Regions from separate parts of the Homo sapiens genome. Here region 2 is linked to region 1. A link is an interaction called in ENCODE POLR2A ChIA-PET data of the cell type or tissue named here. Cell type or tissue: K562. All regions are shown on one strand. Each heading gives the region's core, and the rest is flanking DNA. Links, peaks and the distances in the headings are about the cores only. Region 1 overlaps LOC105371378 (a long non-coding RNA gene). Region 2 has its middle 42 kb from the start of MEAK7.

Region 1 (6,255 bases), core at 1-5,000:
TAGCAAAACCTGTAGTACCAGCTACTCCAGAGGCTGAGGCAGAAGAATAGCTCGAACCCGGGAGGTGGAGGTTGCAGTGAGCCGAGATCACACAGCTGCACTCCAGTTGGGGCGACAGAGCGAGGCTCCATCTCAAAAAAAAAAAAGAAAAAGGAGGCTGGGCACAGTGACTCATGACTGTAATCCCAGCACTTTGGGAGGCTGGGGTGAGTGGATCACCTGAGGTCAGGAGTTCAAGACCAGGCTGGCCAACATGGCAAAGTCTCGTCTGTACTAAAAATACAAAAAAAAAAAAAAAAAAAAAAAAAAATTAGCTGGGCGTGGTGGCGAGTGCCTGTAATCCCAGCTATTTGGGAGGTTGAGGCAGGAGAATTTCTTGAACTCAGGAAGCGGATGTTGCAGTGAACTGAGATCATACCATTGCACTCCAGCCTCGGTGACGGAGCAAGACTGTCTCAAAAACAAAACAAAACAAAAAGAATACAGAGTCTAGAAATAGACCCACATGGTCAATTTTTTCGCAAGGCGCAGAGGCAAATTCAATGGGGACAGGAGAGTATTTTCAACACGTGGAAGAACCGGATATCATTCATATGCAAAAAATTACCTTCGATCTCTACCTCCTCCCACACAAAAGTTAACTCAGTCAAATCAGATACCTAAATGTAAAGGCTAACACTATAAAACTTCTAGTAGAAAACACAGAAGAACATTTGTGAGCTTGGGTTAGGCAAAGATTTCTTGAGTTTTTAATGGGTACAGGAATTGGCCAGGTGTGGTGGCTCACACCTGGAATCCCAGCACTTTGGGTAGGCCAAGGCGGGTGGATCACTTGAGGTCAGGAGTTCGAGACCAGCCTGGCCAACATGGTGAAACCCCATCTCTACCAAAAAGACAAAAATCAGCTGGGTGTGGTGGTGCACGCCTGTAATCCCAGCTACTCGGGAGGCTGTAGTGGGAGGATCACTTGAGCCTGGGAGATGGAGGCTGCAATGAGCCCTGATAGTGCCACTGCACTCCAGCCTGGGTGACAAGGCAAGGCAGTGTCTCCAATAAGAGAGTAAGTGTGCCTGCACCTGCAGGGGTGAAGTGCTTCTGACGCACCCCCCTGCCTGGATAGGGTCCCGGGGTAGCCCTGTGTGGCAGATTTCCGAGATGAATCCTAATGACAGGAAGTTGAGGAGTTTCCACCTCCTTTCCAGCACCAAGGAAGGGGTGGGGACACGGAACTCTCTGAGTCAGTCTGGCTTCCCAAAGCACAGAGGAGGTCAGCTGAAGAGAAGGTTAGAAAGTTCCCATGAGTGACGCAATCCTGCTCCATCTTCAGGAGGAGCCAGCGTTGCAGAGCGGGAGGGATGGCAGCTGTCCACGCAGAAGGACGTCTCTGCCTTCCCAGAATTCCTAATCAAAACAACACACTATAAATGTGCAGACTTTTCAAGGAAACCGTTCTTTACTGACGTTTCCCACCACGCCGCTGCAGTCGTCTGAGACAGCACTAACTCAGCCTTTACGTGAGGTTTCCGTGAAGGGCGTCTGCTGGCGCACTGGCTGGATCTGTCACCGTGAGGGAGCGCTACCAAAATGGGCCCAGGCTGGAATCCTTGCCGTGTGTCCCCGGGAGTCTGTTCCCTCCTCCAGGACTCACCTTCCTCCTCTGTAAATGAGAATAATAAACACTATCGGCCTCGCAGGGCCGCAGCGAGATGAAGGAGAGGTCGTAGGAAGTGCTTCATAAATGCTAAGTGCTTAATGGTCAGTGTGCAAGCGTTTAATCCATAGGAGCTCTTGTTATTGTTATTATTAATATTAAATATTAATATTTAGAATATAGATTCTTGGCTGTGCGCGCTTCACCCAAGCACTTTGACTCCCTGGATGAGTGGGGCCCTGCTGACCGAGAGCCCCAGTGCCCTCCCAGCATTGTTCGGGCTGGCTGGGGTTCCACTCAGATCAGTGCGTGGTGCCCCAAGCGCAGGAGTCCAGGAGTGACTCTCAGCTCTGCCCACTTAACGCCGCCTTCTTCCTCCCGGCACCGCAGCTTCTCCACGTGTAACATGGCTAGGGGCGGCTCCCGCATTTCCAACGGAGAGCAGCACTGACGCCAGCAAAACACGCGAAATGGAAATGGAAGGTGAGGAGCACGCATGTGCCTCGGAGAGCTGAGGCCTTGGAGGGGACTCCTGTGTGACGCTGTAGAGGAGGAAGTTCCTGCATGGAGGTCGGCTGCCTTCCCGGGTCCCTGTGATGTCAGGATGTGCTGAGCCCTGCAATGCTCTCAGCCACTGGCTCCCACACAGGTTGGTGTTATGAAAATAAAAACTATGGAGGTTTGGCTCCACAGAATAGATAAGCCTGTCCTGTCCTGCTCACCCTGCATCTGCCACTGAATGCAACCAAAACCCTGAAGAGAGTGCGGGAGCTGCCATCGAGGGCCTCTGGAGAGTACACGCAGCAGACAGATTGGGGAAGGCAGCAGAACTCGGGTACCTCCCAGCCTTCGGAGCTCCCAGGCTCTTCCCTCCCAGCCTAAACCTCAACGCAGCTGGAAACCTTCCCAAAGAGCATCTTCAGGCCCAGATGCTTTCCCTGGCAAATTCCACCAAACAGCTAAAGAAGAAACAACCAAATCTACACAATGTCTCCCAGATAATAAAAGAGAAGAGGATACTTCCCCATTCATCTTATGAGGACAGCATTACCCTGATACCAAAACCACACAAAGACAGTCCAAGAAAAGAAATGCATGCAGACCAATGTCCATCAGGAACATAGACATGAAAATCTTCACCAATCTACTAGCAAGTTGTATTCAATAATATATATATTTGCTAATATTTTGGTCATAGGTCATACAACCCCATGACCAAGTGGGGTTTATTTGGGGAAGGCAAGGCTGGTGGAACATTTTTTAAAAATCAATCAAACTTGCGTGCAGTAGCTCACACCTGTAATCCCAGCATTTTGGGAAGCTGATGTGGGAGGATCACTTGTGGCCAGGAGTTTGAGACCAGCCTGGGCAACACAGCAAGACCCCATCTCTACAAAAAAATTTTAAAAGTGAGCTTGGCATGTACCTGTAGTCCCAGGTACTTGGGGGGCTGAGGCTGGAGGATTCCTTGAGCCCAGGTGCTCGAGGCTGCAGTGAGTGGTGCCACTGCACTCCAGTCTGAGCGACAGAGTGAGACTCTGTCTCTAAAGAAAAATTTAAAAATAAATTTATAACAATAAAAAAACTATCAATTAATCCATCATATTAACAGACTAAATAAGAAAAACCACATGATCATACCAACTGACGCAGAAAAAAGTCTGACAAAGTTCAACATCCATTCATGATAAAAAAAAAAAAAAAAAACTCTCAGAAAACCAGGGTAGAACAAGAGCAGAAGGCCACTTCCTTAATCTTTTTTTTTTGAGACAGAGTTTCACTCTTGTTGCCCAGGCTGGAGTGCAATGACATGATCTCAGCTCACTGCAACCTCTGCCTCCCAGGTTCAAGCAATTCTCCTGCCTCAGCCTCCTGAGTAGCTGGGATTACAGGCGCCCGCCACCACACCCGGCTAATTTTTTGTAATTTAGCAGACACAGGGTCTCACCATATTGGCCAGGCTGGTCTTGAACTCCTGACCTCAGGTGATCCACCTGCCTTGGCCTCCCAAAGTGCTGGGATTACAGGCCTGAATCACCGTGCCCGGCTTCCATAATCTTATAAAGGGTATCCATAAAAACTCCACAGCTAGCAACGGACTGACTTCATGGGCAAAGAGAATGCTTCCCTTGAGGTCATGAAAAGACAATTTATAAACTCTTGCCATTCCCAGTCAACATCTTTTCTGGAGGCCCAGCCAATGAACTACAACAAGAAAAAAGAAATCCAAGGCACATGGACCTGAAAGGAAAGAATAAAACTGTCCATATTTGCATATAACATAATTCTCTATGTAGAAAATCTTAAGGAAACTATTTAAAAAGCTTAGGCTGGACCGAGTGTGGGGGCTCACACCTGTAATCCCAGCACTTCGGGATGCCAAGGTGGTGGATTACTTGAGCTCAGGAGTTCGAGACCAGCCTGGGCAACATGGTGAGACCCCCATCTCTGCCAAAAAAAAAATTAGCTGAGCATGGTGGTGCATGCCTGTGGTCTCACCTACTCAGGAGGCTGAGGTGGGAGGACTGCTTGAACCCGGAAAGTCGAGGCTGCAGCCAGCTGTGATTGCACCATTGCACTCCAGCCTGGGTGACAGATTGTTAATATGATGGATTACATTGATCGATTTTTTTTATTTTTATAAATGTATTTTATGTTTTACTTGTTTTTTTAGAGACAGAGTCTCACTCTCTTGCCCAGGCTGGAGTGCAATGGCACCACTCACTGTGGCCTCAAACTCCGAGGCTCAAGCAAGACGCTGTCCAAATGAACAAACAAAAAAGCTTATTGAAATAATGAGTTTAACAAGATCTCAGGACATAAGGCCAACAGACAAAAAAAAATCATATTTCTATATACTAGCAATGAAAAATACATAAATGATAAAAATGTTAAACCCATTTACAACAGCTCTCCAAAAATGAAATACTCAGGTATAAATCTGACGAAACTTGAGGATGATCTGTATGCTTTATCAAAATGCTCACAAAAGAAATCAAAGGCCTAAAAACAGAGATATACTGTGTTTATGGATTGGAGGGCTCAAATGTAACTATGCTGTAAATTATCCCCAAATTGATGTGGAGGTTTAACACAATTCAAGTCAAAATTCCAGCATGACTTTTTGTAGATAGTAAAAATTGATGTGGAAAAGCAAAGGATCTGGAATAGAAAAAAATGATTTTGAAAAAAATAGAATTCAACATCTACTGCCCAGCCAGACCCTCCTCCGGGCTCTGCCAGCCACGGGCTCTGTTCTGTGACTCGGAGCACCCCTGCCTTTTCCCAGTTACCGATGTCTTGCTTTCTCCCACTGGCTGCAAACTCTCTAAGACAAGAGCTGTCAAAATGCTCACCTCCTTTCATTTTTGATCTCCCTGCAAGTACAGGCAATGCCTGGCACAGAGTTGGGGCTCAATAAGTGTTTGATGAATGAATACATAAATACACTTGCGATTGGTCCGAGATCTGATTCTGGTAATGGTTGACAGTGGACTCGGGGCAAGTATTTCCGGGGGTGAAAAAAAGCTTGTTTGTGTGGTAAAGACCTTGGCCAGACAAGATCCTTGGTGATCCTGAGATCCTTGCTTCACTCCCAGTACTCCAGACAGATGTCTCTTTAGCCTTCCAGTAATCGTGATAGAGTGAGAAGGCTTCTGTCGATGTAGTTATTAACTATCAATTAGGATTCAGGCTGGAGGCATGGAGGGTTTGGAAAAATGTTTTCAGATTATTTTCCAAGTGTTTGATGAAACCCCAAGATATTTTTCCCAGACATATTTTCCCCCGAAGCTAAAAACCCGTGAGTATTTAAAGGAGAATTTAATCCTAGGGGTTACAGTTTGCTTTTGCTGCGCTCATCTGAATGGAATGGTGTGCAATGCCCAAGAGGTCTGTGGCCCCGTATTTTACACGCGGAATTAGACGCTTGCATTTCAAATGCATGCAACTGAATCTCGCATTAATCCACAAACCAGTACTTGAGTTTCAAGAGGGTATATAAACTTGGCAAATGTGCCTCTCAATTACTGGAATCAAGATAAGCCTGCTGGGTTGTAACAAGGCCCAGGCGCAGGCCTCAGAGAACCCAGGACCTTTGGTCGTCAGAGAAGTGGAGGATGGGAGACAGACATGATGCTGGCGTCTCTGGGCTTGCATGGAGACACGGAAGGAGAAAAGAGTTTCCCGTTTGAAACGTAAAAACTGTCCATTGCAGAAAACTGGGAATACACAGACAAACAGATGGAGGGCAAACAATCCCACAAAGACAACCCTTGGAGGCCAAGCTCACACTTGTAATCCCAGCACTTTGGGAGGCCGAAGCAGGCAGATCACTTGAGGTCACGAGTTTGAGACCAGCCTGGCCAACATGGTGAAACCCTGTCTCTACTAAAATTACAAAAATTAGCCAGGCGTGGTGGCGGACACCTGCAATCCCAGCTACTCCGGAGGCTGAGGCAGCAGAATCATTTGAACCTGAGAGGCGGAGGTTGCAGTGAGCTGATATTGGGCCATTGCACTCCAGCCTGGGAGAGTGAGACTCTGTCTCAAACAAAATAAATAAATAAATAAATAAATAAAACAAAGACAACTTTTGGTGATAT
Region 2 (11,288 bases), core at 156-5,155, 240 kb after region 1:
TCCTCACCACGCTCTGATTTCTAGACCTCTCACTTAACAATGAGGAAGTTCAAGAGTCACTAAGAAATAGTTCAAAACTGAAAAATAACAAGTCTGGGCTGGACACAGTGGCTCATGCTTGCAATCCCAGCACTTTGAGAGGCTACAGAGGGAGGATCACTTGAGCCCAGGAGTTTGACACAAGCTGGGAAACATAATGAGGCTCCCCATGTCTACAGAAAAATAAAGATTAGCCAGATGTGATGGTATGCACCTGTAATCTCAGCTACTTGGGAGGTTGAGGCTAGAGGATCACCTGAGTCCATGAGGTTGAGGCTGCAATGAGCTATGATGGTGTCATTGCACTCCAGCCTGGGTGACAGAGTAAGACCCTGTCTCAAAACAAACAAACAAACAAACAAACAAAAAACAAAACAAAAGATGAGCTGGCTTGAGAATTTCTCCCAGTGAGGGGGAGGCCAGTCAGGGGGGACCAGCTTTCCTTTATGAACCTTAAAAATTTAGTGATTACATTGTGAGCTTGTTTTAAATTTAATGTTTCAATCTTTTTTTTTTTTTTTTTGAGACAGAGTTTTGCTCTTGTTGCCCAGGCTGGCGTGCACTGGTGTGAGCTCACTGCAACCTCCGCCTCCTGGGTTCATATGATTCTCCTACCTCAGCCTCCCGAGCAGCTGGGATGACAGGTGTGCACCGCCATGCCTGGGTAATTTTTGTATTTTTAGTAGAGACAGGGTTTCACCATGTTGGCCAGGCTGGTCTCGAACTCCTGACCTCAGGTGATCCACCCGCCTCAGCCTCCCAAAGTGCTGGGACTACAGGCGTGAGCCACTGTACCTGGCCCTTAATCTTTTTAACTGTGAAAGTAATACATATTCAATGTAACTAATTTTAATAATACAGAGTATATAAAATAAAAAGTGAGAATTCTGCTTCATACAGCCTCCCTTCTTTGAGGTACTTGCTATTTATAGTTTGGTCTATATTCTTCCAGACTTTTCTTTGTGCATGTACACATACACACACTTGTACAAGAATGCATAGATTTCTTTTTTTTTTTTTTTTTTTTTTGAGACAGAGTCTCACTCTGTCGCCCAGGCTGGGGTGCAGTGGCATGATCTAGACTCACTGCAACCTCTGCCTCCTGGGCTCAAGTGATCCTTGTGCCTCAGCCTCCTGAGTAGCTGGGACTATAGGCACCCACCACCACACCCAGCTAATTTTTTGTATTTTAGTAGAGATAGGGTTTCACCATGTTGCCCAGGGTGGTCTTGAACTCCTGAGCTCAGGCAATCTGCTTGCCTCGGCCTCCCAAAGTGCTAGGATTACAGGTGTGAGCCACCGCACCCGGGCCATGCATAGATTTTTTTTTTTTTTAACAAAATGAAATTTTATATATGTAAGTGAAATTGTACATATACAATTATACATGAAATTATATATATATAATAGGTATATGTGTAGTTTTGCAATTACATCAAGGAAACTGATGAAATTGCATCAATTATTTGCATGTCGTTAACAACACCTCAAGGAAAATGTTCATATAGAGATATCTCATTTATTGAAAAAGTCTCCAGTATTTGAGATTATGGAGATGAACTAGTCCCCTGTTGACAGACACTGTTGAGGCTGACGTCTATACCCCATAAAGGATCCTACCAACGTGATGGGGGTATCACTCTGTGATTAGATTAGAGTGTGTTTTATGACATTGTTGACTTTGAGAATGGGAGATGACCCTCAGTGGGCCTGACCCAATCAGTCGAGCCCTTAAAAGGGCTGGGATTCTTTCTGACAGGGAGATTGTAAGTAGGAGAGGGATTTGACTTCAGGGAACAGGGAAATTCTCCATTGTTGCGGGGGGTGGGTCAGAAAGGCCTCCAGGAGGTAAGGATGGCTCATGGCTCTCACAGTTGGGAAATACGGGAACCCCTGTCTTAAAGCCACCAAGTGATCTCAGAAGAGGCCCTTGGGCTCCAGGTGAGAATGCAGTGAGCTGGCACCTTGATTTTGGCCTTAGGATGCCCTGAGCAGAGAGTCCAACCGTGCTTGTCCAGACTTCTCAACTGCAGAACTGTGACATCACCAGTGACTTGGGTGTTTTTATGGGGAGGGAAGAGTGTTGTCTGAAGTCATCAAGTTTGTTGTACTTTGTTACACAACAAAAGAAAACTGGTAAGGCATTCCTATGGTTTCCAGCAATTGCGCTTTTAAGGAACACTTCTGTCTTGAACCTCCTTTCACACAAGTCTTTATTTCAGAATTTCTGTGGGGTGGATTTCTAAAAGATTTTTGGGCTAACCATTTAAATTATCGATGTGTGCTGCATGAGCAGTGGCTCATTCCTGTCATCGCAGCACTTCGAGAGGCCGAATTGGGAGGATCACTTGAGGCCAGGAGTTTGAGACCAGCTGGGGCAACAAAATGAGATCCCCGTCTCTACAAAAAATAAAAATTAAAAATTAAAACATAAAAAAGGACATTATGGATGTGAATTACCAAATTGTCCTCCCGAAGCCACGTGTTGATTGACAGTCTGCCCCCTTTCCCCTGCCCTCACCAACAATGGATATGAGTCATCTTTTTTTAACTGTGGTAAGATACACGCGACATAGGACTTACCATTTTAACTATTTTAAAGTGATCCAGTCCGTTGCATTCAGCACACTCACGATATTGTGCCACCCCCGCTGCTCTAGCCCCAGAACTTTCCTGTCACCCCAAAAGGAAAACTCGTATCAATTAGGCAGTCACTCCCCACCCCCTCCCTGGCCCCCGGCAGCCACTCATCTGCTTTCTGTCTCCTATCATTAATCTTTTACTTGTTGCCAATCGGATACACAAATAGGGGCATTTATTTCAAGCTGCTCTGATGACAGGATGTGCACACAGCTCTCTCTTCCTGGAACTCAGACAAGCGCATGTCCCGGTTGCCGACAGAACGGCCCCACCACAGGTCAGGGCTCCGGACGCATGGACACATTCTCTGCCTTTCCTGCTTCTCCCAGCAGGCCCTGTCTCTGCCACCTCCCCATCAGCCCCGTGTTCTCCAGCTTGAGACCTTGGCATGTCCTTCCTCCATCCTCCTGCCTCTCCTCCTCCACCCTCTGTATCACTGGTGGCTGATTCTAAGTGGGCAAGGCCTCCTGCGTCTCAGCCTGCCTCCCTGCTCGGTTGAGACTCTCGTCTGGCATGGGGTTGGCTGCCCCGGGGCATCTCTGGGCAGGGGACTGGGGATCCAAGGCCTCCGGGGCCTGGCAAGTACGGGGAGGAGGGCTGGAGGCTGGGCACCAAGGAGACAACAGGGAGAGGTGGGGACTGTGGCCAGGGGAGGGCGCGTGTCTTTCTAAAGAGGGCAGCTGCATGGTGACTGTGTGCTCCCAGATTTTCTTATTTTCTAAAGGAGTCCTAAATATAGATATTTATATACAAGTGATTGACATTTCATCAAAACAAGCACATTCTCATTACCCTGGCCAACCAACACGGAGGAGTCGGGGTGGTGGAAGCAGGCAGCCACTCGCCCCACAGGCTGGCTCCGTGTGAGAGGCGAGGCGTGGAGACAGCAGGTCTCCAGGTTGCTGGAGGCTTGAAAGCCTGAATAGATGCACCCGGCTGCATCTCCAGGTCCCCAGGCTCCTGCCAGGCCAGGCTCTTTGTGGATTCTAGAACATTCTCTTCAGCTGCCTGAGCCCCTGTGGCTGTTTCCATGGCCCTGCAGGGTCTGAGGGAAAAGTGAGCCCTGTGCTGCTTTTTTTTTTTTTTTTTTTGAGATCGAGTTTCACTCTTGTTGCTGCCCAGGCTGGAGTGCAATGGCACAATCTCGGCTCACCGCAACCTCCGCCTCCTGGGTTCAAGTGATTCTCCTGCCTCAGCCTCCTGAGTAGCTGGGATTACAGGCATTTGCCACCACGTCCAGCTAATTTTGTGTTTTTAGCAACGACAGGGTTTCTCCATGTTGGTCAGGCTGGTCTCAAACTCCTGACCTCAGGTGATCTGCCTGCCTCAGCCTCCCAAAGTGCTGGGATTACAGGCGTGAGCCACCGCGCCCAGCCGTGTGCTGCTGTCTTTAGAGCCTCTCGAGGCCCCGCTTTCGGCTGAGCACCCCCCCCCCTCCTATGTGACATGGAGATGCCCCAGGCCTGGGATTGTCCCCGTGGATTTGCGAGCATCTTGGGCAGATGCTGTGGGAGGGCCTGACCTCTCCTGCAGGGTGAATGAACTGTTTGTGTATGTGTGTGGGTTGGGCGGGTGGGTGCTGGGTTATTCCTGGGCTGACAAAGAGACCCCAACCCCAAAGCCCAGCCTCGGGAAGCAGGCTCAGCCCACCAGCTGTCAGGGAGGGATCCCGGGCTGGGGGAGTTGGAGGGGGCTGTCAGACAGAAGAAAATGTTGCCTCCCACAAGCCCCTGGGGGCCTTCAAACCCGGCCCCTGCTGAGATGTTTTTCTAAAAGGCTCTTCGTGGCAATAGCCATTAGGCCCAAAGGTCTGCAGTTGATACGACCTTAGGGTCTCAGGTTTCTTTGAGTCTCAGGTTTCTTTGACGTGTGGAAAGGCATTCCCTCTGGGCCTCCATGGAGCCTACAGCCTAAACAGGGGCCCCTGAGCCACAGCGCTGCTGCTGCAGAGGAGTTGGCTGGGTCTTCTGGGGGTAGGGGCAGGACAGAGGGAAGCTTCTGTTTTCACTTGGGACCTACGGAAAAAGCGCCGTAGTGGGAACTTTGGTGACATCATTCTCTCCTATGAGAGGCGGCGTGGTTAAACCATTTTACACAACAGGAGACTGAGGCTCAGAGAGACGAAGCTGGTTGCCTGAGGAGGTGGAGGAGCTGGGATTTGAACTCGTCAGTGAGCTGGACAATCTGGTGTTTCCCCTCTTCCCTCCTTGCTTTCCTCCCTTTCTTCCTTTTCTCTCTCCCTCTCCCCCTCCCCCTTTTCTCTTCCGTTACTCCCAGAACCGTCCACCGTGGCCTCTTTACATTCCAAGCTGGATTTTCTCCTGATCGCTCCAGTTCTCGAGGCGAAAAGCAAAGTCAGTGCTATGCAACAAGGCCGGCTGTGGTTGTGCCCCCAATGTCTCACTGGCTTCGTCGCCCACCACGGTCCTCATTTATTCTGTTGCAGGCCCTCGGGTCTCCTCGCTGGGCCTCCTGCTCACACAGCACCATCCTGCCTCAGGGGGACTCCTGCTGTGCCTGGAGCCCACTGACCTCTAAGTACCCATGCTGGTCCCTCATTCATGCAGCTCCCTGCTCAATGTCACCTTAGTGGAGTAGAATGTCACCTTGCCCTGACCCCATTCTAAAACAGCACCTGTGTCTTTTCGAGGTCCCCGAGCCCCACTTATGTTTCTTTGTAGCACTTATCACCACCTGATACCGTGTGTCTATTCGCTTGTTCATTGCTGTCTTTCCCCGCCAGAAGACAAAGTGTAATCTCCAGAGGGTAATCTCCAGTAGAGCAGAGACTTCATTTTGATCGTCGTTACTTGCTCAGCACCAAGAACAGTTCCAGGCATGGGGCAGGTGCTCAATAAAACTCGTTGAATGCATGACTCTGTATCTGTATCTATGTCTATATAGATAAATAGCTTAGCTTTATTTATTTATTTATTTATTTATTGAGACATGATTTTGCTCTGCTGCCCAGGCTGGAGTGCAGTGGTGCCATCACGGCTCACTGCAACCTCTGCCTCCCGGGTTCAAGCAATCCTCCTACCTCAGCCTCCTGAATAGCTGGGACTACAGGTGTGCACCACCACGCCCAGTTACGTTTTTCTATTTTTTAGAATAGAAATCTGGGATTACAGATTTGAACCACCACACCTGACCAGCATTGTATTTTTTTAATGCAGACAGTTCTGTAACTTTTTTTTTCATGTATTAGTCTGTTTTGGAGACCTTTATACTTCACTGCATATAGACTGGCTGTCCTCAACCACGGGCAATTTTGCCCCCAGGGAACACTCGGCAATGTCTGGATGCATTTCTGGGTGTCACACCAAGGAGGCTGGTGCTACTGGCATCTGGTAGGTAGAGCCAGGGATACCGCTAAACCTCCTGCAATGCACAGGACACTCCCCCCCCCAACCACAAAGGATGATCCAGCCCAAATGTCACTTGTACCCATGTTGAGAAACCCAGATATAGACATAGCATTCTTTCTTATGGTAACAGATTCCATAGTGTAAATGTACCATCATTTAACCACTCACTTACTGATGAGCATTTTAGGATATTTCCAATTCTTTACTGTTGCAAACAATGCTGCAAGGAACATCCCTGCATAAGCATCCATGCCTCTTCATGCACATGGGCAGGTATTTCCCGAGGACAGATAGCCAGCAGAGGGTCAAAAGAGGACGTGCACCATGTTTTATTTTTTATTTTTTTTGAGATGGAGTCTCGCTCTGTCCCAGGCTGGAGTGCAGTGGCGCGATCTCCGCTCACTGTAACCTCTGCCTTCTGGGTTCAAGTGATTCTCCTGTCTCAGCCTCTAGAGTAGCTGGGATTACAGGTGTCTGCCACCATGCCTGGCTAATTTTTGTATTTTTAGTAGACACGAGGTTTCACCATGTTGGCCAGGCTGGCAAACTCCTGACCTCAGGAGATTCACCCACCTCGGCCTCCCAAAGTGCTGGGATTCCAGGCGTGAGCCACCGCCCCTGGTCAGGACATGCACCTTTGACATGGAGACAGCCTCTGTCAAGTCGCCCTTCACACAGGCTGTAACCAAAGCACACTTCCAGCACAGCATGGCAGGGGTGCCAGCTTCCACCATCTGTGCTGTGGGTGATGGCTTTGAGACCTTCCCCAGGGGCCTCTCAACACAGTGCACTTAATCAGAGGGAGACTTGTCCTGAGCATGGAGCGAAGGCAATCCACTTTTGCTGTTTCTCTCTGTGCCAGCTCCTCCCCACCCTTCTCTGTGACACTTCAGATCCCAGCTCTGCCACTTATCGTCACCTCACCTCTCCGTGCCTTAGTTTCTCCATCTGTAAAATGGAGCTAACAATAGCAACTTCTGCTCAAGGAGAGTTGGGAGAATTACATAAGTTAATACTTGCAAAAACTTTCAGGCCGGCTAAGCAGTCCTCGAACATGAGCTATTATCCTGTGACATTCCTCCAGAGACAGCAGCGTGCATCATCTATAGTGCCGAAAATTGGAAGCAGGCAGGTGTCCCCCCTGTAACGGAAACACCAAGTGCTTTGCACGGCACCATGAAGCAGCGTGATATCCAGGCTTTAAAAATAATCCCAGGATTCAGGCTCAGGGGTCAGCCAGGAGGAGAGGACACCCGAGAATAGCCCCGATGGAATGCAAATCCTGAATTTACCCAGGAACTGGCCAAAGGGGCTTTTGAGCCTGAACGAGGTCAATTATCCTAAAGTGCCACCTTTCCGAGTTTTCTACTACTTCATAAGCACACGGAGTGCAGTTAGAAATTGAATTTCATTTTTGCACATTTAAACGAAATGATCCTGGGGACTCTGGGGCACAGAGGAAATGCCCAGATGGTGTGAAATGAGGGTGTGTGCAGCCCCTGATGCCCCCGGCCCAGGTTTCAGGCCTCCAGGCCCCTTCGTCTGCTTTATTTTCTTTGCAGGAGTCTCGGGCTGCAATGACATGGTTTGCTTCGGGTTCTCCGGCGCCGCCTGCCTCCTCTGTCAGATGCCGGTGTTCGGGGGTGGCTTCGTTGGCTTCCTTCCTTCTCTGTTCCAGACCTAAGAGGATGCCTGGGCCCTCGTGGGTGCTCGGCAAACAGGTGTTCCGTTCCCGTTGTAAAATATTGGCAGTGTGACAATGACTGCGGGGGAGTGTGGGGGCAATTCCGAACTGTGTGTAGATCAGGCTTCATGACATAAAAAGTGGGGAAAGTTGAGATGAGCTGTACACAGATTTCTCCAAAGGTCAAACTGGCACCTCCATGAGTTACGTGTACAGAAGTAAAAAGAATCTTTAATAAATCCAGAAAGGGAAGGTAGGGGACGGCCGAGGCCAGGGCACCAGGTAAGCAGGAAGGTGGCGTGAACGCTGTTTGTAATGAATGTTCCCCTTGGGGACACCTGGCAGGGAGGACCCTGTGCACACATCCCAGAGTGCTCTGGGAACCCCTAGGAATCCATTATAAGGACAAGACAGCTATTTAATTTCCCATGAGTCATATTTCTTTTCCAGTGTTTTTATAAGAGTTAATGTCAGAGGCTAGGCCAGGCGCAGTGGCTCGCGCTTGTAATCCCACTCTGGGAGGCTGGAGCGGGGGATCACTTGAGCCCAGAAGTGTGATATCAGCCTGGAAAACATGGCAAAACCCTGTCTCTATGAAAGAAATTTTTTTTAATTAGCTGGGCGTGGTGGCATGCCTGTAGTCCCAGCTACTCAAGAGGCTAAGGTGGGAGGATCACCTGGGCTCAGGGGTTCGAGGCTGCAGTGAACTATGATGGTGCCACTGCACTCCAGCCTGGGTGACAGAGCGAGACCCTGACTCGTAAAACAAACCAGAGAGTTAAAGTCAGAAGGCTTGTCCACGGTTCCTTAGGTTTTGTTCCAAAACGCACATCTGGGCTGTGGTCACAGAGTTGCTTATTTCAACCCTGGGATGACCTAGTGGCCCCTTTACCAAAACCACCTTTAGTGACCTCTCATTGGTAGCCTGAAATCAGCCACAATGGAAGTGTTTACACCAGGGAAATTGGAAATCAGTAAAGGCCTTCCTTCCAAGCCATTGTTAAACAGTTACCAGCACACCACTGCATGCCCACAGCTGTTCTAAGAACTCTACATAATTCACTCATTTAATCCTTTCGGCCACCCTGTGATATGTGGTATTATTATTATTCCCATTCTACAGATGGGAAAACTGAGGACCAAGAAGTTTAAGTAACTTGCCCAAAGTCACACAACTGTAGAGGATGCAGGCTTTAAACCTAGACATTCTGGATCCACTGTCTGTGTTGTTGACTGCTGAACTCTATAGCTCACTGAAACCCTGACTTCGTGGACATTATTGCTTAGAGTTATGCTGAGAAAGGCAGAAAAAAAAATCACACAGTAGGTTGACTTAAAAAAATATGGGCTGGGTGCAGTGGCTCACGACTGCAATCCCTGCACTTTTGGAGGCTGAGGCAAGAGGATCACTTGAGCCCGGGAGTTTGAGACAAGCCTGGGCAACATAATGAGACCCCTATCACTGTAAAAAAAAATTTAAAGGCTGGGCGCGGTGGCTCACGCCTGTAATCCCAGCACTTTGGGAGGCCAAGGCGGGCAGATCACCTGAGGTCAGGAGCAGAAGTTGGAGACCAGCCTGGCCGACATGGCAAAGCCCTGTCTCTACTAAAAATACAAAATTAGCTGGGCATGGTGGTGCATGCCTGTAGTCCCAGCTACTCGGGAAGCTGAGGCAGGAGAATCGCCTGAACCCGGGAGGAGGAGATTGCAGTGAGCCAAGATTGCACCATTGCATTCCAGCCTGGGCAACAAAAGCAAAACTCTGTCTCAAAAAAAAAAAAAAAAAAAGATTAAAAATTAGCTGGGCATAGTGGTGCAGGCCTGGAGTCCCAGCTACTCAGGAGGCTGAGGTGGGAGGATGGCTTGAGCCTGGGAAGTTGAGGCTACAGCCCCCACCCTCATCCCGAGCTGACCGCTGCCTGGACCTAACACCTGAGCTTGGCTTTGCTGGTTTGTGTTAATGTTTTACACACAGGGTGGACTTTTTGTCTGGCTGCTTTCCCTCCCCGTCGTGTCTGAACTCCATACAAATTTAGGGTTTAGTTGTAAATCATTCTTTCTCAACTTTTGCACAGTTTTTCATGGTTGGTTGTATATGTTTTGGGGAGACAGAAGACATCAACCAATACATGATTTTCACAAATTTACACCCCTATTTATTCACCCATTCCACTGTGATGAGTATTGGGGTGGTTTCTTATTTGAAGCTATTATGAAGAGAGCTGCTATGAACATTCTAGGACATTCTAGGCTTTTGGTGTGTACATTTCTATTGCGTATATCCTAGGAGTGGACTTGCTGGGTCATAGGAATACAAGCGTCCAGGGAAAGATGGAGTTTTATCTGAAATCTCCTGACTTTACAGTGACAGAGGCTAATGCATATATTTTTTTAAACAACAAAGACTCAGCCAAGCAAAACATTCTTCAGGCAAGTCAGACCTGCTAGTGGCCAATTTACAGCCTTTAGTCTAGATTAGACTTCGCTTTCTCTACTAGCCCAAGATCTGTTTCATTGTTTCATTTTGTTTTTTACATTTTTATAACTGTTTTCATTATAAAAGAACTATAACTGCATTATGAAAAATTCAGAAAATGGAGTAAAGAAAATAAATTCACCAAGAGTTCAGCCCCCTAAAGCAAACACAGTCATAGCTTCGTATATCTTGTTCTAGTGCTTTTTTCCTGTGCATATGTATTTTAAAATAAATTTGCAATATTGCTTCATATAAATTATATAAACTGCCATTTGATGTGATCATTTTTGCATTTGCCTGTTATTACACAGTCGTCATATTCCACTACGGTCGGTTTTCGATTCACTTAATTTTCTGAGTAGAGAAAACAATTCCTGTCTTTCTATTTTAGACTTATTAAATCTATAAATAAAAGGCTGCTGGAAAGAGGGCGTTTTCTGCTATAATAATAAGGCTTTATTCAAGGCATAAGGAATGTGGTTTTAAGAGGATGAAGCTGGACACAGTGGCTCATGCCTGTAATCCCAGCACTTTGGGAGGCCGAGGCAGGCAGATCACTTGAGGTCAGGAGTTCAAGATCAGCCTGGCCAACATGGCAAAAGCCCATCTTACAAAAATTACAAAAATTAGCCAGGTGTGGTGGTGTGCGCCTGTGGTCCCAGCTACTCAGGAGGCTGAGGTGGGAGAATCGCTTGAGCCCAGGAGGCGGAGGTTGCAGCGAGCTGAGATCACACCACTGCACTCCAGCCTCGGCAACGATGAGACCCTGTCTAAAAAAAAAAAAAAAGGATGGAGCCTGCAGCCACACTACTTGGATTCAGAATCCTAACTCTACTCAATCCCCACTGAGTGACCACTCCAGGCCTCGGTTTGCTTCATCTTGAAAATGGAGATGATAAACAGCTCCTGACTCACAGCTTGTCATGAGGATTAAATGAGGTGATACCTGTAATGTGCTCAGAACAGGGGTTGGAATGTTACAAACATATAGCAAGGGTTGGCTATTGATTACTAGGTACAATGGTCACTATTTTGTTCATCATAGAACGAAAGCCCAGCAAGAACCCCTGTGAACATTTGT

What was found. ChIA-PET counts read pairs that join two places held together with the same protein. Peaks named below come from ENCODE experiments on the same cell type or tissue, not always from the same donor. Only the 100,000 strongest peaks of a DNase experiment are listed, where the experiment ranks them.
Region 2: POLR2A ChIA-PET joins it to region 1 with 6 read pairs; 3 of 35 experiments call an interaction of 5 or more read pairs at or near these places.

The regions. Positions count from the first base shown.
Region 1 is chr16:84,790,672-84,796,926 of GRCh38, reverse strand. The region is part of intron 2 of LOC105371378 (a long non-coding RNA gene); the gene reads right to left. Among named protein-coding and RNA genes, the nearest start is that of CRISPLD2, 26 kb to the left of the region's middle. RefSeq lists an enhancer at 2,023-2,524. In K562, for the core only: no CTCF peak of the experiment used is centred there; no DNase peak of the experiment used is centred there.
Region 2 is chr16:84,541,039-84,552,326 of GRCh38, reverse strand. No RefSeq gene overlaps it. Among named protein-coding and RNA genes, the nearest start is that of MEAK7, 42 kb to the right of the region's middle. RefSeq lists enhancers at 2,686-3,435, 4,187-4,937, 4,938-5,689, 7,179-7,678, 7,679-8,180 and a silencer at 10,970-11,264. In K562, for the core only: no CTCF peak of the experiment used is centred there; a DNase peak (open chromatin) is centred at 2,594.